Regions from separate parts of the Homo sapiens genome. Here region 2 is linked to region 1. The links are chromatin loops, found by intact Hi-C in ENCODE. Cell type or tissue: B cell. All regions are shown on one strand. Links, peaks and the distances in the headings refer to the core of each region. The heading gives the core; the rest is flanking DNA.

Region 1 (17,444 bases), core at 5,283-13,282:
GAGTACAGTGGTTCAATCTCAGCTCCCTGCAACCTCTGCATCCCAGGTTCAAGTGATTGTTGTGTCTCAGCCTCCCAAGTAGCTGGGATTATAGGTACAGGCCACCATGCCCAGCTAATTTTTTGTATTTTTAGTAGAGACAAGGTTTTGCCCTGTTGCTCAGGATGGTCTTGAACTCCTGGCCTCAAAGGTATCCACCCGCCTCAGCCTTCCAAAGCAATGGGAGTACAGGCAAGAGCCATAACGCCTGGCCAGTATTTCATATTTTTGATGCCATTCTAAGCAATTGAATTTTAACATCTGACAGTTCACTACTAGTACATAGAAATACAGTGATATTTTACATTTTTTCTGTGTTCTGACATGTTGCTGATGTGGTTTGGCTCTGTGTCCCCACCCAAATCTCATCTTGTAGCTCCCATAATTCCCATGTGGTATGGGAGGGGCCTTGTGGGAGACAATTGAATCATGGGGGTGGGTCTTTCCCATGCTGTTCTCCTGACAGTGAATGGGTGTCATGAGATCTGGTGGTTTTAAAAACAGGAGTTTCCCTGCACAAGCTCTCTCTTTGCCTGTTGCCATCCACATAAGATGTGACTTGCCCCTCCTTGCCTGCCGCCATGATTGTGAGGCCTCCCCAGACATGTGGAACTATAGGTCCAATAAACCTTTCTTTTGTAAATTGTCCAGTCTCAGGTATGTCTTTATCAGCAGCATGAAAACGAACTAACACAGTTGCTAAACTTACTTTTAAATTCTAGTATGTAAAGTGTACATTCCTGAGGATTTTATATATACATAATTGTGCCAACTATGAATCTTTCCAGTCTATGCCATTTATTTATTTTTCTTTATCTGTTTTGCTGGCTAATATTTCCAGCACTGTTAAATAGAGTGGTGAGAGCAGACACTTTTCCCTGATTCTTGAATTTAGAGTAAGAAAACTCCATCTTTTATCATGAAATATGATATTAGCTGTAGGTTTTTCATAGCTACCCTTCAATTGTTCAATTGGTTGAGAAAATGCTTTTCTATTCCTAGTTTTCTAATAGTTTTTAATCAGGAATGGGTGTTGGGTTTTTTTCAGATTTTTTTTCTACATCTATTTAGATGATCATATTGCTTTTATTTTGTAGTTAATAGTGATTTACATTGATTGGGTTTTGAACATCAAAACCCAATCAATGTATTCCCGGGATAAACCCTTCTTGTTCACCATGTTTTATCCTTTTTACATATTGTTGGATTAGATTTGCTAAATTTCTTTAGAAATGTTGCATTTATGTTCATGAGAGTTAGTTATTCATCTATAGTTTTCTTTGTTTCACTTTAAAATCAGAGCAATAATAGGCTCATAAAATAATTTGGAATTATTCTCATCTCTTCAATTTTCAGAAAACGTTTGTAAGGATTGTTATTTTTCCTTCTCTTAATGTTTGGTAGAGTTCACTAGTGAAGCCATGTCAACCGGGAATTTTCTTCATGCATACATTTTAAACTAAACATTCAATTTATTCCGTAAATAGAGGATTGTCTGGGTTCTTTCTTTCTTTTTGAGTGGGCTCTGGTAGATTGTGCCTTGCCAGGAATTTATCCATTTTATCTAAGTTTTAAAATTTATAGGCATAAAAGTTTACAATACTTCCTTATTATCCTTTTAATATCTGTAGAATCTGAGTGATCCCACCTTTATAAATCCTAATATTGATGAATTTGTGTCTTAAGTAATTTTTTAAATCAATACACCTAGAGGTTTTTAAATTTTATTGATCTATTCAAAGAACTAGCTTTTGGTTTTATTGATTTTTTCTATTTTTTTCTGTCTGCTATTTTATTGATTTTTCATTCTGATCTTTATTATTTCCCTTTTAATGCTTACTTTGGCTTAATTTGCTCTTCTTTTCTAATTTTTAAAGTGGAAGATGAGGTCATTGGCTTGAGATGTTTTCTTTTTTCTAAAGTAGAAATCCAGTGCTGTATATTTCCTTCTACATATTGCTGAAGTGGCATTCCACTATTGTTGATATATTGTGTTCTCATTTGATTATTTTTCAAGATATTTTCTAATTTTCCTTTTGATTTCTTATTTTACCCCTGGTTATTGACAAACACATTACTTTGTTTCCAAACCTTTGGGAATTTTCCAGATAGATTTCTGCTAAAGAATTCTATTTTAATTACAGATTGCTCCGAAAACATACTTTGTTTGACTTGAATCCTTTTAAATGTATTATGCATTGTTTATGGCTCAGAATATAGAATATATCTTGAAAAATGTTTCACGTGCCCTTGTAAACAATGTGTATTCTGCTATTTCTGCATGACGTGTTCTATAAATGCCAAGTAGGTATATTTTATTAGTAGTGTTGTTCAAGTCATCTATATCCTTGGTGATCTTTTTCTTTACTCATTCTATCAATTATTGAGAGAGAGGTATTAAAATATCTAATTTATATCTGTATTTGTTAATTTCTCCTTATAGTTTTATTGATTTCTGTTTTATGTACTTTGGAGCTCTGTTATTAGGTGCATAAACATTTAGGATTATTATGGTCTCTTGACAAGTTGATCCCTTTAACATTTTTAAATGTTCTTCTTTATGCTTGATAATATTCTTTGCTTGAAATCCACTTTTATATTAATATAGCCACTCTAGATTCTTTGTTAGTCTTTACATTGTATCTTTTTCCCATCCTTTTTCTTTAACATAGTTATGTCTTTACATTTAAAGTGCCTTTTTGTGTTGGTAAAAAGCACATAGTTGGATTAGCATTTTAAAAAATCTAATTTGACAAATTGCCTTTTACTGGTGTTGTTTAGGCCATTTACATTTAATGTAATTATTCATATAGTTAGGTTTAATTCCTGTCATCTCACTGTTTTTCTCAATTTATCCCATATGTTTTTGCTCTTTTTTCTGTTTTTCCCTGACTTTTTTCAAATTGATTATTTTTATGATCCAACTTTATCTCTTTTGTTGTCTTATTTGCTGTAACTCTTTGTTATTGTGTTATTTTCATATTTCTTAGGATTAACAGAACACATCTTTAACTTATTATAGCCTACCTTCAAATGATATTATACCAGTTCGCGTATAGCATAAGAAACTTACAACAGGATACTTCCATTTCTCCCCTTCTGACCTTTATATTATTGTTGTCATTCATTTTACTTACATACATGTTAACATCACGCTACATTGTTATTACTTTTGTTTAAATAATTGATTACATTTTATGGTCATATCCACTTTTCTTTCTTTCTTCCTGAGGTCCTGAAGTCTTTTGTTATTATTTCCTTTCTGTTCTGAGCACTTGCTTTAGTCATTCCTTAAGGGCAAGTCTTCTGGTGACATATTCTTTTAGTATCCTGTCATCTGAAAATGACTTTACTTCCCCTTCATTTCTAAGGAATAGTTTGACTTCTGGTTTGCAATCCAGTACGTAAGGAGCTTGGAAGTTGTCACTACATCCTAACAACAAATAAAAGGCTGAACAAACTGATTAATTAACAACTCTTAGATCCATCAGAGAAGTGAGGTTTACTGCCCCTTAAATTGGAAAGACTGACAAGAAAATACTTAGAATCACAAATTACTGCAGCAGAAACCCTTGAGCAGAAACCTTTGTGGGAACCAGTATGGGGTAGAAAAACCTGAACTGTAATTGATGAATTGCTGGGCATTCACAGTAAATAAGTATGAGAGTTAAACAGTCCAGGGGGACCCATTCAAAGGAGGGCCTCCCACTTTTGTGAGTTCTGGTTTCAGGAGTTCAACTAGGTTCTCACAGTGAATATCAGAAAAAAAAAAAAAAGATCTTGTTCTTCTGGTGAGGAGAGGGAGGAGGAACTATTTGAAGTAAGTCAGATCATTCTCTTCTAGTCAAAAAGGCCTGGCCTCAGGAGAAACTATTTTATCAGAGCCTAAACTATTGGGATTTTATCAGAGCCTAACCAACCTGGAAGAAAGGAAATAGCATGCTCCAGCATGCCTTAGCCTTCTACATAGGGGAAGAGAAATACTCAACTTCAGTTCATTCTAGCCATCTTGTCCTGCCTAAGGGGAGTGTTGGGGGGGTCGAGAAGCTCTGTTTGAAGTTCACAGTTTAGAGACACAGGCTCACTAAAAGACTGAGATATAAAACTATAGAACACTTTTCTCCTTCTTGCACTGTTACAGGATCTTTGGGGTATTGATTTTCTGGCCAGAAACCTCTGTGGCTGGTGGCATCTTTGCCTTAGTTCCTGTCTTGCCTCTAGAAGAATGAGGTATGCAAACAAGTGAAGGGTGAACAAGACAAAGAAAGCTTTACTAAGTGTTAGAACAGCTCAGAGGAAACCCTTAGTGCATAGCTCCTCTCTGTAGGCAGATCATCTTCTCTGTAAGCAGATCTTCCCATTGAGTGCTCAGCTCTCAAGCAGAGAGGAGGCCCTGGAGAGGGTAGCTCCTCTCTGCTATTGGTCATCATCCTGACATCTGCTGCTCTCACCAGAAAGGAGGCCCTCGAGAAAGTTACTTCTCTCTGCAGCTGGTAGTCCCTATGTCTCTGCAGGTCTCTGAAGCTCTCAGAAGAGAGAGTAGTTCCTCACTGCAGCAGGCCATCTGTCCTCCGTCATCTGTCCTCTGCCCTGCTCTGGCTGAGCCTGGGGCTTTTTTGGACCTTAGAGGGAAGAAGTCCCTGTTGATCAGTTCATGGAGGGCCATGGGCAGTCCAGAAAAGGCACCACAAGTCCCCACTCCATTCTGCTGGTCTGGCAGCCTGGCTCCCAGCCTTCAGGCCCTCCTTGGCCTGAAGGTGGGGTCTTACTGGCAACCCACCCACTTCCACCCAGGAGCCTGCCTGCCTTCTTGCACTGTTACAGGATCTTTGGGGTATTGATTTTCTGGCCAGAAACCTCTGTGGCTGGTGGCATCTTTGCCTTAGTTCCTGTCTTGCCTCTAGAAGAATGAGGTATGCAAACAAGTGAAGGGTGAACAAGACAAAGAAAGCTTTACTAAGTGTTAGAACAGCTCAGAGGAAACCCTTAGTGCATAGCTCCTCTCTGTAGGCAGATCATCTTCTCTGTAAGCAGATCTTCCCATTGAGTGCTCAGCTCTCAAGCAGAGAGGAGGCCCTGGAGAGGGTAGCTCCTCTCTGCTATTGGTCATCATCCTGACATCTGCTGCTCTCACCAGAAAGGAGGCCCTCGAGAAAGTTACTTCTCTCTGCAGCTGGTAGTCCCTATGTCTCTGCAGGTCTCTGAAGCTCTCAGAAGAGAGAGTAGTTCCTCACTGCAGCAGGCCATCTGTCCTCTGTCATCTGTCCTCTGCCCTGCTCTGGCTGAGCCTGGGGCTTTTTTGGACCTTAGAGGGAAGAAGTCCCTGTTGATCAGTTCATGGAGGGCCATGGGCAGTCCAGAAAAGGCACCACAAGTCCCCACTCCATTCTGCTGGTCTGGCAGCCTGGCTCCCAGCCTTCAGGCCCTCCTTGGCCTGAAGGTGGGGTCTTACTGGCAACCCACCCACTTCCACCCAGGAGCCTGCCTGCCTTCTGCTGTCCCTGTCCCCCTGGCTGCTGGCACCAAGAGGCACCTGCAGGCCAGCACTGAGCAATCCTCAGAGCTCCCCTCTGCTTCCCCTCCTACTCTCATTGGTACCCAAATTCTGGAGGGGGCTGGGGCAGCAGGGCACTGGCTTGCCAGCACTGATCCAAGTGTGTGCAGACCATGCCAAACTGTGATAGCACCCGGCCTTGGCTCCAACCCTGCTCTGATATGGGAGCCTGTGCCCGGAGCAGTGAGAAGCCAGGCAACTGGAGAAGACACCCCTGGGCTTATGGGTACCGGGGTCGGGGGGCCTTCCCTGGCCCCTAAGGGTGTAGGTTGCAGAGACACCTAGGTCTTGTACCTGGGAAGGTGGCTGCAGCTGCACCCAGGGAGCTCCCACCCTGCCAACTCAGAAGGGGTGGGGTTCCTGCTTGTCCTTGGCTCCTGCCGGCTTGGTGGAGCAGAGGCCCAGGTCTGCACTTGTGGATCTGGTGGTTGCACCTGCACCAGGGAGGGCAGAGATCCTCCCTGCTCCTGGCACCTGCAAGAGCACAGGGAGGCTCTGATCGGCAGCCACAGCTTGAGCAGCTGCAGCCTTACTCAGGAAGGCAGGACTCCTCCCTGCTCCATGGAGCAGGAGGCCTGGGTCTGCAGCTGCAGCTGCACCCAGGAGGGCAGGGACCCTGCCTGCTCCATAAAGTGGGAGGCCTGGGTTGCCAGCTGTGGTTTGGGTGGGTGCATTGGCACCTGGGGAGCTGCTGCCCCAACTCAGAAGGGCAAGTCTCCAGCTTGTCCTGGCTTCCAGTCTCCTAGGAATGTGGAGCCCCAGCTGTGCCTCCCTGCTGCAGCTGGCATGATGGCAGCGCTGCTGCCATCAACACCTCACTACCACATTAGTAAAGACCAACTTTCTGCAGTTCCTTTTATCCAGTATCTCATATCTGACTATTAAAAAACAATTACAAGGCATGCTAAAAGACAAAAAAAAAATAGTTTGAAGACACAGAACAAGCATCAGAATTAAACTGATATACCTAGAATAGTCTTACTAGGTAGAGCATTCAGAATTGCCGATTTTTTTAAATCACTATTTATAAAATGCTGTGCCACTTCTTTCTGGCTTAAGTTTTACAAGTAATGTATTGTTTCCCCTTAACCTCTCTTAAGACCTTTTTCCATCTTTAATTTCCAGAAATTTGAATATGATTTGTCTTGGTATGGATTTCTTTGGATTTATCCTATTTGGGGTTTGTTCTACTTTATTCTTTTTGAATCAGTGGGTTTAATGTCTTTTGTCAAATTTGGGGAAATTTTAGCCATTATTTATTAGATTATTTTTTTCAGTTGAACAGTTTTTCTCCTTACTTCTAGGACCCTGATGATACAAAAGCTAGATTTTTTGTTATCATCCATAGATCTCTCAAACCATTTATTTTTTTTCTAGGCTATTTTCTCTATATTGTTTACACTGAGTAATTTCTAATTATCTGTCTTCAAGTTTGCGGATTCATTCTTTGTTGTCTCCAAACTACTTTTGAGGCTATCTGTTGAGTATTTCAGTTATTGTATTTTTTTAGGTTTATAATTTCTAGCTCATTACTTATTCAATATCTTATATTCCTTTACATAGATTCTTTTATTTTTAATTTTGTTTCAAAAGTGTTTTTAATTGCTCATTTAATAATTTTTTACACTTGATCTTAGCCAAAAGGCCAAGAGGCAATCATTTAATAATTTCTGCTAACTTTGTATGTGTTTGAAACTTCACAATAAAAAGGGAAAACAGATGCAGTTTTTCTGATCTAGGGAAGATGCTGACCACTTTCTTCATCTGTAGGAAAAACCAAAACAAGAAGGAAATGAGACTAAATGATTATAGAGGAGAGTATAAACAGCTTAATTAAGAAGATATTTCACCACTAGGAAAACTTCCCATGCAAAGTGCATCCTAGTGCCTGGTCATCTCTCAAATTTAATGTTTACTAGTTTTAATCGCAAGAGTAATAAATAAAAACTAATGATTCATTTTGCAGAATAATAGGTATACTGTAATCCCAGTTCTCATACATTGGAGAAAAACAAAATTTAGAAAATGAGATTCCTCTATAGTCACAGCCCTTATATCACCGCTCTCAATGGTTTTGTAAACCATTCAGATTTCTTTATGTGTGATTAGAACTGGGATTATATTAGACCTATTATTCTGCAATTTCTTTTTCTTCTTTTTTGCCTAAATATTCTGCTAAGAGAGTTTGTGAAACAGAATAAACAGCTGTTTAGACAGAAAAGCTAAAAACAGTTGAAAACAGCTAAAAGCAGCTTCTTTTCTGTTCAGATTCCAAGATCATGCCAATTTTATCCATATTTTAATATCTGGCATGATCCAGGATCTTTTTAACCTAAGGACATAATTTTCCACAATTATTATCCTTTTTACCTAAGGACAAAAAAATTACAGTAGTGAAAATAACCCGAAAAGCAAGATCCTGAAGTTCCGTGCTTGCAGTTGGCTGGCCCTCTGTGCCTCTGTGGGCAGGTGGCCGCCGGGCTTTGTGTCTGAGGGGCTGCATAGTAGAATGACTCAGCAAAGCAGTGGCCTGGGGAGCATAGAAGAGGCTGACTAAGATTATGAGCTTTCAGGGGAGCATTCTTTTTAGCTGGCAAATTTCTCTTTTAAGGTAATGAAAGTGTTTCAGGTTCCTCTTTGTCCATTTGCAAATAAACTGGTGAGTTAACGTCACTCCCAGTGCAAATGAGAGTGTAGTGCACACGTCATGAAGATGAAGTGGTTTCCCCTTAATTTTGCATATTTTCTTGTCTGCTTTTAACTCTAGAAGATATTTGCCTTCACCTGATTTACAGTCAGGTTCGTTTCTCGCATCGTAAATGGACTCTTCTCGGTTGTCCTCACAAATTATTCATTGCTCTCATTTCATGTATGATGCCCCTGATTTTGTAGCATTGGCCCTAATAGAATATTAGACAAAACTCAAGGAGGAGAAACTTGTGTGGGGATAGGGGAATAGATGGGTGCCCTTTGTAGAACAGAACTCTGTCTTGGGCTTCTTTTTTTTATCCTGTAAGGCTTAACTGTAAGAAGCTCACAGTATCTCCATATAAGCCTTCTGGTTGATTGACAAATATTCTCAGCAGGGATTATTTAAGAAAACGGATCTCAATATTTCTAAGAGCTAGCTGCAGTGACTCATGGTGAACAGAGAATTATGATTGGACAGTGTTAGAGCCATTGAGACCACGTTATTGCACCTCAATGCTTAGCATAACGCCTCATGCATCTACTTGTTCATCCATCCATTTTTCAGCTAGCTTTTACTACATGAAATCCTGATATGAAGCTCTATGCCACGTGTTTACTCCATATACCTATCCCAGTGACTCTTTCAACTCAAGCTTGCTCTCTGAGGACAAAATCATGAACACATCCACAGACCCACACTCTACCTCTCTCCCACTAGAAGACCAGAATCCGTTTTCCAGTTCCCCCAAGCCCAAGCACTGTGACTCTCACCTGTCCATGGAAGCCTCTAAGCCACTCCCCCCAGCCCCCATCCTGTTCCTTGGTCTCCTTCCTCCTCAGCACCTTGGAGCCTCCAGAGTTGATCTTACTTCTTCTCAGGTCCCCCTGGCATCCTCATGGGCCCTGACAGACTCATTTAGAGAGCCAAAGAGCCCTCTATGAGGTTTCCAAATTTTTCCCAATTAAGATTAGCTTGTCTCTTCTGGCGGGGCATGGTGGCTCATGCCTGTAATTCCAGCACTTTGGGAGGCCGAGGTGGGCAGATCACCTGAGGTCAGGAGTTCAAGACCAGCCTGACCAACATGGTGAAACCCTGTCTCTACTAAAAACACAAAAATTAGCTGGGTGTGGTGGTGGGTGCCTGTAATCCCAGCTACTCAGGAGGCTGAGGCAGGAGAATCACTTGAACCTGGGAGGCAGAGATTGCAGTGAGCCGTGATCGCACCACTGCACTCCAGCTTGGGTGACAAGAGCGAAACTATTTCAAAAAAAAATTAACTTGTCTCTTCCATGCTGGGGAGTAAAAGCCTCTCTGCTTCCATGCCCAGCTTCTACCCTTGCCCTGTCCAAAATAAAGCAAAGTCCAATCCCAGCTGGCTCCTCCCTGCTACCTGGGGAGTATTCTCACTTGCGCTTTACATCTCTGCTTGGCACCCTCAAGCCTCAAAAAGAGGTTTTTATTGTAATATCATATTACACTAAATTTGAAAAAGAAAAAGTAACACCCTCTCACCCCCACACCCAAATACAGCCACAGTTATCATTTTGGTGGGTTTGACTGGGCTCCTCTTTCTTGTGAATGTTGTCATGGTTATATGCACACAATGTTGTGCCCTGCTCCTGTCAAAAGCATGCCTCCATGTTGCTACATGAACAATAGTCACCATGTACATGCATAACAACATTAAAACATTTATAATGAACTGTAATTTTAGCACTGCATACACCTATCAAAATGACAATTAACACTCAAGTGATACTTTGCTCCATATTTTGGATTTTTTTTTTTTTTTTTGTAGAGAGGGTTAAGAACACTCTTGCAATTCTTAACACATCATGATAAATTGATCTCCATGGGAGACTGTACAAATGCATACTGTCAAGAGCAATCTGAGAAGATAGCAGTTTTACCATATCCCTGTCAGCACTGGAAATTGCAATGGAAATGTTAATTTTCGTTAATGTATCAGGGCAAAAGGTAGCTCTTCATTGATATTTATTTCAATTTGATTACTAATATGGTTGTTGAATAGTTTTTCATGGGCCAGTTATACCAGAACGGGTCTAAGCCAGCTAAGTGCTCTGCTGTCTTTCCCTTTGGTGTCTATACTGTGGAAAGTTATTGTTCATAGAGCTTTTGCGAGCTTGCCACCTCTGCCATTGATACCAGGCACGCCATATTTTGTAGAGCCAGCTTTATTTTTATTTTGAAGTGGCTTCCCCCTTTCTGAAAAGGGACTTGGCAAGAGTTCCGTTCTGTCACAGTGAATTAGACACCAACTTCCCTTGTCAACAGAAGTTGGCCTGTTGGGCTAGACTTGGGCACCAGGTGCCACCTCCTGCTTGGCTGCCCTCTCAGTGACATCATCTATACCTGGAATGCCCAGTGGGTATTGCACTAGGAAAGAATCTGGCCTGCTTGGACTGTGTCTGGTCACAGGTCAGTGGAATTTGAGGAGCAACACAGTGGCAAAGCCCCACAAGGACTGGCAGCCTGACTCAAGAAGGCTCTAAACCATTCATCCCCTTCAACTGCCACACCACCATATCTGGCCCATCAGTGCTGAGAAGGTGAGCCAGGTGGGGACCACAGTGTCACTAAGTCAAACATGATGAGGCAGAAGGAAAGGTCTCGGCATAGAAAATGTGCCCTCTGTCTTGAGGCAGAGACATCCATTTTATATGCTCAATCAACATATATGTAGCATTTTTATGCTGTTCAATCACCCTCCTGAAAATGTTCATGACAAAACAGACCCTCCCCACAGGCCTACCTTCCCTTGCCCTGGCAGCAGCCTCCTTGAACAGAGTCCCAGGGAGACAGAATAATAAAAATTACAACTTCCTCTATCAGGAGGAAGGCTGCACCCTCACACTGATTGCCTTTGCCTGAAAAGTTTCTTGGCCACACCGTGGCTTCCTTGGGCTTTTGGGGCTCACTGTGGGGCTGCCTATCTCTCTCCACACCACACACACATTTAAGCTCTTCACTGGGACATCATGAGCTAAGAAGTCTGAGATTTTGCTTTTCTCTCTATCAAAACTTTATTGAATGTCCATCATGTGCTAGACTTTGCAACAAAGCCAAGTCAGACTTGGCCTGCCCTCTGGGAACTCACAGGCAACAAAGTTCATGATCAAAGTAATGTCAGCTAAGAATTTTGCTAGCTAGGCACAGAACGCATAGGAAAGATGAGGTCAAGGCAAGTTTCTTAGAAGCCATGAAGGCTGAGCTGAATTTGGGGACTCCAGAAAACAGAAGACGTAAAATTGCAAAAGGTCCTTGTTCTCAAAATGTTGTCTTAAAAGCTCTGAGCTTCCTGAAAGATTTCAGGCAAGCCAGGGGAGGGAGGGCAGGCATGGCTAACTTTGCATTTAGGACAGATCCCCTTGGCAGCCATGTTGGGCATAGATGGGAAGATAGGAAGGCCAGGGGAATGGTCATACCCCAGCGAAGAAGTGATGAGTGCCTGGGTTCAAGCAGGATCCATGGGGTGTGGGGGGACAGTGCGGTTTTCAGAGGCAGTAAAGAAGAGGGGCTCCCCAGCTTGGATTTGGTGGTGGTGGGAAAGGGAGGATTTAAGATGATATCCAGTTTCCTGGTTCAAGCAGTGGACACACATTTGGGGGAAAGAGGACAAGTTCTGTTTTGCAGATGGCGTATTCTGGACATCCGGGAGATACATTCGGGGGAAACAGGACGAGTTCAGTTTTGCCGATGGCGTATTCTGGACATCCGGGAGATACATTCGGGGGAAAGAGGACGAGTTCAGTTTTGCAGATGGCATATTCTGGACATCCGGGAGATACATTCTGGGGAAAGAGGACGAGTTCAGTTTTGCCGATGGCGTATTCTGGACATCCGGGAGATACATTCGGGGGAAAGAGGACGAGTTCAGTTTTGCAGATGGCGTATTCTGGACATCCGGGAGATACATTCGGGGGAAAGAGGACGAGTTCAGTTTTGCAGATGGCGTATTCTGGACATCCGGGAGATACATTCGGGAGAAAGAGGACGAGTTCAGTTTTGCAGATGGCGTATTCTGGACATCCGGGAGATACATTCTGGGGAAAGAGGACGAGTTCAGTTTTGCAGATGGAGTATTCTGGACATCCGGGAGATACATTCGGGGGAAAGAGGACGAGTTCAGTTTTGCAGATGGAGTATTCTGGACATCCGGGAGATACATTCTGGGGAAAGAGGACGAGTTCAGTTTTGCAGATGGCGTATTCTGGACATCCGGGAGATACATTCGGGGGAAACAGGACGAGTTCAGTTTTGCAGATGGCGTATTCTGGACATCCGGGAGATACATTCGGGGGAAAGAGGACGAGTTCAGTTTTGCAGATGGCGTATTCTGGACATCCGGGAGATACATTCGGGGGAAAGAGGACGAGTTCAGTTTTGCAGATGGCGTATTCTGGACATCCGGGAGATACATTCTGGGGAAAGAGGACGAGTTCAGTTTTGCAGATGGCGTATTCTGGACATCCGGGAGATACATTCGGGGGAAAGAGGACGAGTTCAGTTTTGCAGATGGCGTATTCTGTACATCCGGGAGATACATTCGGGGGAAAGAGGACGAGTTCAGTTTTGCAGATGGCGTATTCTGGACATCCGGGAGATACATTCGGGGGAAAGAGGATGAGTTCAGTTTTGCAGATGGAGTATTCTGGACATCCGGGAGATACATTCTGGGGAAAGAGGACGAGTTCAGTTTTGCAGATGGCGTATTCTGGACATCCGGGAGATACATTCGGGGGAAACAGGACGAGTTCAGTTTTGCAGATGGCGTATTCTGGACATCCGGGAGATACATTCGGGGGAAAGAGGACGAGTTCAGTTTTGCAGATGGCGTATTCTGGACATCCGGGAGATACATTCGGGGGAAAGAGGACGAGTTCAGTTTTGCAGATGGCGTATTCTGGACATCCGGGAGATACATTCGGGGGAAAGAGGACGAGTTCAGTTTTGCAGATGGTGTATTCTGGACATCCGGGAGATACATTCGGGGGAAAGAGGACGAGTTCAGTTTTGCAGATGGCGTATTCTGGACATCCGGGAGATACATTCTGGGGAAAGAGGACGAGTTCAGTTTTGCAGATGGCGTATTCTGGACATCCGGGAGATACATTCGGGGGAAAGAGGACGAGTTCAGTTTTGCAGATGGCGTATTCTGGACATCCGCGAGATACATTCTGGGGAAAGAGGATGAGTTCAGTTTTGCAGATGGCGTATTCTGGACATCTGGGAGATGATACATTCGGGGGAAAGAGGACGAGTTCAGTTTTGCAGATGGCGTATTCTGGACATCTGGGAGATACATTCGGGGGAAAGAGGACGAGTTCAGTTTTGCAGATGGCGTATTCTCGACATCCGGGAGATACATTCTGGGGAAAGAGGATGAGTTCAGTTTTGCAGATGGCGTATTCTGGACATCTGGGAGATACATTCGGGGGAAAGAGGACGAGTTCAGTTTTGCAGATGGCGTATTCTGGACATCTGGGAGATGATACATTCGGGGGAAAGAGGACGAGTTCAGTTTTGCAGATGGCGTATTCTGGACATCCGGGAGATACATTCTGGGGAAAGAGGACGAGTTCAGTTTTGCAGATGGCGTATTCTGGACATCCGGGAGATACATTCTGGGGAAAGAGGACGAGTTCAGTTTTGCAGATGGCGTATTCTGGACATCTGGGAGATACATTCGGGGGAAAGAGGACGAGTTCAGTTTTGCAGATGGCGTATTCTGGACATCCGGGAGATATTCGGGTGTGTCCTCAGTGGCTCAAGCCCAGGACAAGGACCCAAGACTCCAAGGCAACATGTGGTGAAATCCACGGCTGAGTCTATCGCTGAGTGGGACCACGTAGGTCCTGCTATAGAAGAGGTGAGTCCCAAGGCCAAAGCTGGGTTCCCTGACCTCTAAGATGGTAACAGCAGAGAAGGACGGTACAAAGAAGATTGAGAAATCCTGGCCAGAGCAGGTGGACAACAAAAGGGTTTCTGGAAGAAGTGTCTACTGTGTCAAACATTAAAAGAAGGTTAAGTAAGAAAAAGGTCGGAAGTGTCCACTGGTTGGGACAAAGAAGAGGCAGCGAGTATCAGTAGCTGGTTCAGGAAGATTGGTTGTGAAAGGAAGGTGGGATGAGAGGGGAAAATGTGGTCAAGAGAGAGGTTTTTGTCAGGATGGGGGACTTTAGCGCATGTAAAGCATGGAGGATTGCTTTAAATTGCAGTTTACAGAAATGCAGCAGACTTTTCTGTCTCAGGGGAGTGGCACAGTTTCTTTTGCACCTTCTTAAGCTTGCATGGCTCTGGAAAGTGAGCTTTCTCTATCAACATGTGGAAATAGAGGGTAGGACAGAGTAAGAGGCGTTGTACAAGAAAACAACAGGAGGATTGAAGGGGAACCAGTGGGAGGGAGGAGGAGTGAGCAGAAAGGAGGTGGAGCTCAAAAGAGAGAGGAGAGGAGCTGAGTATGTGTGGAAGAAGAGAGGTCATGCGAAGAACTTCTCAGGGCAGCCAGGCATGGCTTGGCAGACTGGGGATGACTAAGATTCCACTTGCAGTTACCTGCTTAACCAGGTAACCTCAAAGCCCAGTAAACGTCACTCATGCCCAATCACTTTTGTGTCAGTAGAGTTTGGAGGTCTTTATTAGGGACAAAGGTTTAGATCAATATGTGGAAAAAAGAAGAAAATAGCCATAAGAATTAGAATATGAATGAGAAACATAATTCTGCTTGAGTCAGTGCAGGGGTAGACAAGTGTCTATTTCCCCCTGACTGTGAGGAGGGTCTGTCCATTTCATTGGTTATATCAGGAGGGAGGCTGGCAGGTTTGGGGCTGCAGGTTCCTGATTGTTGGTTTACAGAGGTTAAAAACCCAGGAAAAATGGAAAGGTTGAAGAAATGGGTCAGTTTCTTCTGTCTTTGTGCTGCTCCTTCCATCTTTCCTCCCACACATGGAGGACAGCATCCTCCACCCCACAACTCAAGTTCCTTTCCAGCTTTCAGATGCTCCCCGTCTGCCCTGGAGGCAGCATCAAACCCTGCAGGTGACTGGGTGCAGGTGATTTGGTAATTTTGCCAAATTACCAATCACTATTTCCCAAAAGTCAATTAATTGAAAAACAATTTGCTGAAAATTAATTTTCCAAACGATCAATTTCCATGAGAAGTGATCTCTGGAATTCACCCAAAAGTTGCTTTGGTTAATTACTTTTAAAATTATAACAATTTGTGTGCTCTGGTTTCTAAAACACTGAGGATTTCCCCCCAGCTTTGGTTTTCTATTTCACTTATATTTAGCAGTTTAGTTTGCAAGTGTCAGGTATGTTTTTATCAGCCGTTTTGCTGTGGATTTCTCAGTCCCTCCCTGGTAAATGTCAATTTCATGTGGGTTTCCATATTTCAGGAGTGGGACACTTCTCAAACACACAATATTTTTTTGGTGTCAATAGACGGGTTTTCCCTCAACCACATTTATTGTCAATTCCAATTTTAGACTTGTGTCTAAATTGGACTACAGTTCCCACTTTTGGATTTTGTCATTGGGGAAGTTGTCATGGATATGTGAAAATTAACATGCAGAAAAAACTTTTATTTGGCTGACTGCCAAACCACTTTGAAAAAAAGAAGATGACGAAAATTGGTGTAAAATTGCACTTGAAGGGCAAGATCATCTTTTCTGAAAACCAAAGGTTAGAATATAAAAAGCCTCATGAATTGCCAAAACCTTTATAGTAACTACTGAGGAGTAGTCAGCTTCTGAAATATGAACCACATGCCTATAAATCTGATAGAAAACAGTGGTAGAGAAACTAAAAATGCAACATCTCAACTAAATACAACCAAAGGCCAAAATGTTGGGAAAAAATCATTACCAGATTTCGAAACTTTCTGTGAAACACATATGATTACACATTTTGTAAATAATTACTACAAAGAAGTTTTTAGTGATTTGGGAATCTGTGAAACTGGTCGTTTTGCAAATTGATTTTTAACATAGTGGCTTTTAGGCAATTGGTGTGACTTTTGGCAAATGTTCTTGAGGTCAGGAGTTTGAGACCAGCCTGGCCAACATGATGAAACCCCGTCTCTACCAAAAAATACAAAAAGTAGCTGAGCGTGATGGTGCTTGCTTGTAGTCCCAGTTACTGGGGAGGCTGAGGCATAAGAATCGCTTGAACCCAGGAGGCGGAGGTTGCAGTGAGCCAAGATCGTGCCACTGTACTCCAGTCTGGGCAACAGAGTGAGACCCTTTCTCAAAAAAAAAAAAAAAAAAAAATTGCTAACACAGAAGCATTAAGCCAGCACCACACATTCCACACATTCCACACATTTAATTCCTGTGGCTTCCTCCTGCCTTGAGCAGTCTGGGGATGCAACTGGGGCCAACCCAGTGGGCAGTGCATTGAATGCAGTGACATTACTAACATCTGTTTCTGACCCGTACTTCTGCTGTGACCCATATGTGGCCTCCTCTGCTCTCAGGCTGAAGTCCAGGCACCTCGTGGGACCTTCCAGGCCTCACGGATCTGGCTCCTCTACCCCATGAGCCCAGTGAACACCTCTCGTGTGCAGGGCCTGGCGTCCGACCTGCCCTTGAGATGCACCCCGCCACACTGCAGTCGGTGTCTTGTGCACTCCTCTCTAGTGTGCCACCTCTGAAAGGTGGGCACCAGCCAACCCTGGTCACCATTCACAGTAGCACAGCTAAACGGGATCAATTAGTGATTTTTAAAGTTCAGTGCTTTGAGACTTCTGCTTCTGGAAAGATGGAGTAGATATATTTTTCCTTATTCTTCTCACTAAGTACAACTAAGGCATTGTATAAAACAAACATAAGAAGACTGAAAGATACAGAGAAGAAGGCAGCCCGACTAGGGACCTCAGCCTCCCAACCCCAGCTCCCCAGGTAGTGTCAGGAAGGCCAGGTGCAGAGTCTGGACAGGACTTCCTGCCTGGAGATAACGAGCTGCTGACCCTCCTCCATGCAGTGTGAATGGAGAACACGCAGGAAGCTTGGGCTGCCCCCCGCCAAGAAGAAGGCACCCAAAAGGTGTGCAGTAAAAGCCAACAGAACTGAGAGGAAAAATAGACAAATTCATAATTATCATTGGGCATTTTGCTACTGTTTCTCTGCCTTTCTCTCC
Region 2 (8,000 bases), core at 1-8,000, 64 kb before region 1:
AGCATGCAATATGAATGCATGACTCCACAAGGCTTTCCTGTGGGCCTGCCCAGATGGACCTGGTGGATGCACCTCCATGGCTGCCATGAGTGGTCAGTGACAAGACATAGGCTAAGGCTGGCATGGGGACTGGAGTGCATCCCAGTCCCCGGCCATCCTCTTGTGAAGGCTGTCAAGGTGGGGAATAGTTTGAGTCATATGCAGATGAAACCTAGGCTGCTGGGTTGTCTTTGTTACCTTGCCTCTCTGTTGAGGATGTGATAGCAGCACCTAACAGGTTCATAGCCTGCCTCCCCTCCTCTTCTCCCAATGTCATTTCACAGTTTAATGTTTAAGCGTATGTTTAAGATGGTCATGTCTGTGTTTCCAATAAGATGCAACCTATTGTTCCCATGCTTTTGGTAAATTAAATTTGTCTGATTGCAGTATTTACAAGGTTTTGTCATTGTGCATCTTTTGCATATCTTAAAAATAATTCAGTGCAAAAATACAGTCACAAATCATTAAAGGACTTTAGCTTTGTTAGTAGGCTGGGATATTAGGGGGAAGGAGTAGGGATAGATTCTAGGTTATAACCCAATTTTTCTAAAACAAAGGTAAATATATTCAGATTTTATAAATAGCGCAAAACACAAGGCTGGGTACGGTGGCTCACACCTGTAATCCCAGCACTTTGGGAGGCTGAGGCGGGTGGATCACCAGAGGTCACGAGTTTAAGACCAGCCTGGCTAAGATGGTGAAGCCCCGTCTCTACTAAAAGTACAAAAAATTAGCTGGGTGTGGTGGTGGGTGCCTGTAATCCCAGCTACTCGGGAGGCTGAGGCAGGAGAATTGCTTGAACCTGGAAGGCGCAGGTTGCAGTGAACTGAGATTGCACCATTGCACTCTAGCCTCCACAAGAGCGAAACTCCATCTAAAAAAAAAAATAGTTCAAAACACTGGATGATGCTGTGGATAGTGACACCGTGATCTTCAAAGCCACAGACACCCGTCTTGATACTTGTTAGATTAAAAACAGTCCATTGTCTGGAATCACACTTAATGGTCCATTGTTAAATATTGGGGGCAGAAATCTGGGAAGGTAATGGGAGGCCGTTTTGGGAAATAATGAATTCAAATTACCTGCTGTCTTCACAAGGGAATTATCCTCTCTTGGCAAGCGAGTGTATCTCACTGTGCTGCTTTAGGATGGATATTAACCTTTTAAATGTTGAGTGTCTTTATTTGCTTAATGCTATTACAATGCCTTGTCTAAAGTGTTAGTCTTTTATTGCCACGAGCCTTGCAAAGCCTGACAGGATATTTTCCCGTTTTTCCAGTTAGAGAAATAGAGGAAGTTGTCGTGTAGTTGTCATGTATTCAGTCCACTTAAGGGCAGTGGGGAAGCGTTTGAGACGGAGCTGTGGAGGCTGAATCCTTGAAGGAGGAGGTGAGAGAGGCACAGGTGAGCGCAAAGTCCCAGTGCATGTCCCCTCTTCTCTCCCGATGCAGTGTCATTCCCAGGTGAACCTGCCGGGCTGAACGGCCTGGCCCCTCTATTCAGTCGGAGTTTTACTACTCCAGTGGATTTTGGTAACTTCATTTGGAAATAATTTCAGACTTACAAAAATGTTGCAAGAATGACACAAAGAACCACCCTTTTATATCTGCCCCACTTGTTTTCATGTTTTCCCTCTTTGCACACATGTACAATTTATTTCAGAAAAAACTACAGACATGATACTGCTTTTCCTACACTAAAAATACTTCAGTGTATATTTCCCAAAAATAGGAGTAATCCCTTATGTAACCACAGTGTAATTATCAAAATTCACAAATAGTGTTACAAAACTATTATCTGATCTATGGACCTTATTCAGATTTTACCACTTGTCCCAACAATGCCCTTCTCAGAAAAAAAAAAAAAAAAGAAAAAATGTATTTTCTGGCCTAAGAGCCAATGTAGGATAATGCATTGAATTCACGTGTTTTACCTCTGGTTCCGTTAATTTGGAACCGTTCCTCTGTCTTTGTCTTTTATGACAGTGACATTTTTGAAGGATCAGGGCAGTTGTAATTTGCAGACTCCCTGAGTTTGATTTATCTGATATTTCTGCATGATGAGACTCAGGTTTTGCATTTCTGATGGGAGCACTCCAGAGGTGATGTGTCAGTGTGGCACAGCAGGAAGCACATGATGTCCATTTGTCCTGTTACTGATGAGGTTCACTTTGATCCAAGGTGGATCTTGGATCAAAGATCTTCCACAGTCTTCCACTGTGAAGTTAGTACTTTTCCATTTGTAATAGGACAGAGATTATAAAGGACAAAGAGCTTTCCTTTCTCTCTTATATAGTTATTTAGTATAACAACTTGGATTCATAGATTCCTGTTTTATTCAATGGGCTGCAATGCGTTACTGTCAATATTTATTTTGATGCTCAGATTCTTAATGATTTGGCGGGAGGCACCAGTAGTGCAGGCACAGGGAGAACCAGTTGTGGGACAAAGCCCAGGGGCTGTGAAGGTCACGGAGCTCTTAAAAGTCATTTGTTGCGGAATGAACTTTGGCCAGAGGGCTACTGACCCTCACAGCTCTTCCTATGCAGGTCTGCTGTGCAGGGCACTCTTAAAAGACTCCAAGCTTGTGAGACTCCTTAGTGGCGAGTAGGGAGGCTATTGGTAAAGGCTAGGTAGCGTAAGGATGTTAGTAGGCATGGAGGGAAGAGAAGTTCTCTGAGAAACTAAATATTTTGGAATTTGTGAGAAAGTGAGCAGCTTGCCTTTACCTGAGTGGTGCAGTGTTTGTATTTCTGCAGCCTGCACCTTCTCTTCCTGGTGAGTGTGTCAGCCCAAGACAGCCAGACTGTTCTTCAGTAGCGGTTGCCAGTTTCTTTCATCACCCAAACTGTGTGAGCGCATGTACCGGTTCATCTGCTGGACGCAGTGCCAGCAAGTGTAGATTGCGACCCTCTGTAGATGTGGGCCGGAGGTACTGGAAGGATAGTGTCTACTTGGGTGGGAGTCTTGACCATGGGCTGGGGCTGCAGTCAGAAGCCCTTAGAATGTAAAAATGCTTACTCTTGGAATAACTGGACCCATTCTGCAACCAACATGCCTCCCTCTTTCCCCTCCATAACCCCTAATACTGAAGCTGGAGTTGTTTACCTTCTGTGGCTTCTAGGTTCTTCACAGTCAGGTTGTCCAGCTCAAGTCACTCCATGTGCAGGAACACTGCTCTTGGCTAACTGTGACCTGGGCATGTCCTGGTGGTGGGCTGCAGTGGACAGCAGCACATGAAGCTGCTCTCCAGATGAGGCCAGCAGTGAATAAAAACCCTTTCATTGTTTGATCACAAGAAACAGTGATCTTTTGTTTACACTGCCTACTTCCTACTCTGTCCAGGGCATGTGCAGACAGGAATTGATTGAAGTGCATGTAGACCAAAATCTAGCCCTGAATGAGACAAAGTAGAGTTGAGAAGGTGACTTGCAGACTGATTTTGATGGAAAGAATTTAACGTGTCATTACATTAGCATTTTCCTGTGCTCTGTATGAATTTGAAATACTTATATGCTCTCCTTCTTGAGAAGTGAAATCCCCAGTGCTATCTCATTCTTGTTTTTATAAATGGTAGTCACTCTTCTGTGAATAATGTACAAAGGCAAGGACTAAAGTTTAGCCTGCTTGGTAATTGCACAAACTGAACACAAACCCAAACGTGTGTTCTCAGCGTACTTTGGAGGTCTTCATTAATTGAATGTTGGAGTTTAGTAAAAGAAGTTGCTTTCTGTTACTGGCTGTGAAAAGAGTCGTGGAAATCTGCACATCAGATATTAAATTCAAATTAGACCTAACTCATGCAATGATAGGTTGCCCCACACTTCACTCACATGAGTTGATAGAATGTCAGTTTTCATAACAAAAGCAGTCATGAGGAGCTTAGATAAATTGGTACCTGCCATTGATCAGTGGCACGGTTTTCATTCAGGTTCAGCAAGAGTTTTCCTTAAAGCTGGAGGAGGCAGCTCAGTGTTTGGGTTTAGGAGCCTTTCTTTCCTGTCTTAGACTACCCCGTTTCCGTCCCAGAAGTACAATGGCCAGAGGTGATGAGCTCCTTGGTTCTTCCCCTCAGACTTTTGGGAGAACATGTGGCTGGGATTATGTGGACTATGGATTGCTGGTTTTCCAAACAAGCGCGTTCTGTTACTCGTTGAAGCCAGAGTGTGATCTCGTAGGAAAACACGACTCACAGAGAAGTGTGGGGACTTTGGGGTCAGACCTAGAGCCCTGACTCTACCCTTAACCTTTAGGAGGCCAATTGTCTGGTCTATCCCTTAGGCATGTAGTGGAGATTAAGTAAGAACATTTAGAGATGGAGCTAGAAAATTCTTATTATCATCTGTTATCGTAATTCTGTTTCCTCTCACTTTGAACTGTAATTGAAACATTTTTCAATGGGTCTTCGGCGTTTAGAAAGGGAGATGCCAGGAACTCTGTTCACCTGTCTATCTTTTAAATACTCTGGAACTGCTTTTTAAACAAGTTGTGTGTTTGACCCTACTGCACATGCTGTGTCTGGGTGTAGGCAAATATGAGATGAGGCTGAGGCACTGGTGTGTGTTTAAATGGCTGGATGGGCATCGGGCTAAAGGACTTGTGCTTGTTTGCACCACGTGTGAGTGCTCATCTGTTTGGCAGGTGCCTACACCTGCAGGGCTGCCTTGCAGCTCTGGATCAAGGCCATTAACACATAACCATGAGGAAGGAGATGCAGGTGCCTGGAAGGGGACTTCAGGAGGTCTAACTGGGGTTTTTTTTAAATCTCTTGAGGAGGAAATGAAGATGCACACAAACTAAGGCTTGGCCCTGCTGCAGACGTTCAAAAATAATAAGCTTCTCATATCATCCTTCACTAGACTTCTACCACCTGAAACAAAGTGGAGAGGTTTTAGTTGTGGTTAAACTATGTTACGTCTCACTTAGCTTTTTTCTGAGGCTGAAACATTTTGGAACAGTGTGTTTCTTCTCTGAATCTAATATTCCAACTACTGGTGCCTCACACAGATGTCAGAACAATCTGTCTCTTCTCTGTGGTTGGCCATAGAACAGTGACGATTTCAGAAGTGGCAGGTGGGAGTTGTTCCCCAGTTTAGCCAGCACCAGGTCTGGAGTCTGACAGGCTAGAGACCTACCAAGTGGAGGGCTGTGCTGTGCTGCCTGAAGAGCCTCAGTGCACAGCCTCACCTGGACATTCACTGGAGAAGAGATTTGTGTCACAATAAGCCTTAACTATCATAATTTCTTTGAAATAGTGTGTCAAAAATAGGATAAAAGTTTGGTTTATGCAAATGTAGTTTTTATCTGACTTCTGAAGACCACATTGTCACCATAGCAGATCAGCTGCAGCACCCATAGCTTTGCAACGCTAGGGGAGAGTGCTCTCCTGGTTTGGGGTGAAGGTACCATGCATCTGGGAGGGAACTTCCTAGTGCCCTTTCCCCAGCTGTGGTGACATCAAAGTGCAGCAGGCACAAGCTATGCAAATATCCATGTTGCCTTGGTGATGAATAGAAAGTGGATTTGGTGTTGGGCAGTATTGTAGCAATCTCCTCTGACACCTGAAAACAGCATGCATATGGAACCAGTGCTGAAATACCAGCTCAGCTGCCGTTTGACTGTGGTTGTTGGTCTGAAAGTGGAGAGAGACCAGATCTTCCTGAAGAGCTCCACATCATGCTCAACTGTGTGCTGGGCCTTTTTCTCTCTGACTTCTGTGTCACTTAGTTGCCAGTTAAAATGCTGTTTAGACTGCTGGGTTATGAACGAGTCGTGGAGTGGTAGTTCTAACAGAATCAGGGGGGTGACTCCTAGTTCCATGTCCCACCCTGCCACCTCAGTGTCCCTAAAGATGCCGTGACAGCCCCTGGGTATTCTCAGGCTCCTGGATGTCCATCCCAGGCCCTCTCTTCTGCAGCCTGTGGGGATCAGACACCAACCAGAGAGACTGCTTCCTCAGTTGCCTGAGCCTGGAGCAGAGATTCCCTCTGTCCTTCCTGGTCTCACAGTCCAAAATTCAGCCTCCTATTATATATAATGTATAATAATTTATAGTATATATATAAACACTTAAATATATATAAAAAATAAGTTTCAGGACATCCTATACATTTACTGTTGAAATTCTGTAAGAAACAAGTTTTTGAGTAAGTTAAATTCCTCTGCATCTCAGAGTTCTATAGGTATACCTTGTTTTTGAATGCCTCTTAGAATTAGGAATTGAGCTTGCTTTGATATGACAATGAAATTGTCGTTTTTCCCTCGTTGCTCTGACTGCCAGGAAACTCTTAACTAAACTGTGGCTCTCTTACAGCACATCTCACCCCTGGTTCCCAGGATAACTCCTTGATGTCATGTCTGATCTCAACCTTTTTTTTTAAATTGTGTTACACACATTTGCGCTTTCTTAATTTAAGTCCCCTTTGAGCCATGCTATGTCTAGGTCTGTGTTGTACTTACCGAGTCCTTGGGCCCAGTGGGTGTCAGCCCTGCCTTTGGAGCATGGATGAGTGGGCTGTATTCTGAGCTGCATTGTAGGAATCACTTAGTGATTCTCAATTCGCACTCCAGAACCTCTGTGGCCTCAGCTCAGCCTGAAACAAGGCCCCTTTCAGGTCTGAGGAGCAACGGGCCCTTCCCAGCAGAGGCACAGGCACAGGCACAGGGTGTGCGAGGAGGGAAGGTGCTGGCCTGAAAGCCCTCGTTTAACTTCTTTCCTGCTTCTGGCATTCCATCTTCATGTGGGCCAAGAGTACCCATCCTGTCCTGCCACTGTCTTCAGCTGCACTTTGAGTCACTTGCTTGACCTCTGTAGTCACTGGCTGCAAAACAGCATAGGGAATGCTACCCTGGCACTCAGGGTTGTTGTGGGGACTGAAAAGCATGGGCTAGGTTATTTCATTTAGTGGTGGCCATGGCAATTCTTCCATCCCCAAGCTTGGGCACACAAAGTCCAAAGGCCTGGAGTGCCCTAGGCAGCTTTTCAAAGGTTCGACTCCTCTCACTGTTGGAGAGTGAAGCTGAATCCAAAGCTGCATTCTATAGTTGTCTGCTGTTCAACCTGACCAGTTCCCTGGGGCCAGGGCCTCTATTGTTTTCCAAGCATCTGCTTCCCTGGACTGAGCAAGAGAGTGGTGTTCTGTGATTATTTTGGCATTAGAATGTCATTAAATTCCCTGACACTTAATTGGTCGTCCCAAGTGTAAATTGAAGATGCTTCTGCCCTGCACTTAATGTTCCTCGCTGCAGTGGCAGCTCCAGCCCCTGGCAAGGCAGCAGGAACCCCACGCTAGGGCATTCCTGTGGTACAGCTCCTCCCAGGTTGCCACCCAGATGAGCTTGTGCCATCTGGTGTCATGGGGACATGTGAAGAACTATTTAGGAATTCCCTGTTGAATGCTCGACACCGTCTCAAAGGGCATTGTTCATATCTTCAGAGAAAGACTGCTTAAGTCTATGCTGAGGAACTTGTAGACACATAATCCTATGCCTTTACACTTAGAGGGCACAGTCTGTGGGGGAGCAATCCTGCAACTTGGCATAATCTTTCCTTCTGGTTTATGATAAATACTTATCCACTACTGAGATTATCTTTACTGAACTGCTGGCCCCTTCTGCCTGTTGGCCTTGCTGCCTCTGCCCAGCTTCTCTCTCCACCTGCACTGCCCATTCTCCTCTTGTCCTTCCAAGAAATTCTCCTCTTCCTTTGGGGCTTGATGTGGGGATTCACCCTGGTGCCTTCCTGCCCTGGCTCCCCCACTTCCTCTCTGGCCAGTGGTTTTTTTCCCTCTCATTTTATTTGCCTCTGTATTGTCCTTACTTTATTATCTTGTTTACTGTTTTGTGCTGGCGACACAGCTATTACCATCAGACCTAGTGGGTACACAGACACGTGCCTTGAAGTCAGGCCCCCCACCTGATGCTGGTCAGCAACAGGGCCACTGGAGCCCCTTACCCTGAGA

The links. A loop is a pair of places that touch in the nucleus more often than their neighbours do. Peaks named below come from ENCODE experiments on the same cell type or tissue, not always from the same donor. Only the 100,000 strongest peaks of a DNase experiment are listed, where the experiment ranks them.
Region 2: it touches region 1 in a loop (4-fold over the local background); 5 of 110 quality-filtered maps call a loop at or near these places.

The regions. Positions count from the first base shown.
Region 1 is chr2:111,211,285-111,228,728 of GRCh38, forward strand. LOC124907867 (periaxin-like) reads right to left here. Exons shown (of 2, transcript XM_047446748.1): 2 at 11,311-13,930. The coding sequence starts at 13,929. The coding sequence ends at 11,761. All of the region lies in intron 3 of MIR4435-2HG (MIR4435-2 host gene), which reads right to left. Among named protein-coding and RNA genes, the nearest start is that of BCL2L11, 99 kb to the left of the region's middle. In B cell, for the core only: no CTCF peak of the experiment used is centred there; DNase peaks (open chromatin) are centred at 8,287 and 10,617; H3K4me3 peaks cover 409 bases; H3K27ac peaks cover 343 bases.
Region 2 is chr2:111,152,461-111,160,460 of GRCh38, forward strand. All of the region lies in intron 3 of BCL2L11 (BCL2 like 11), which reads left to right. Among named protein-coding and RNA genes, the nearest start is that of BCL2L11, 36 kb to the left of the region's middle. In B cell, for the core only: no CTCF peak of the experiment used is centred there; DNase peaks (open chromatin) are centred at 4,741 and 5,551; H3K27ac peaks cover 2,948 bases.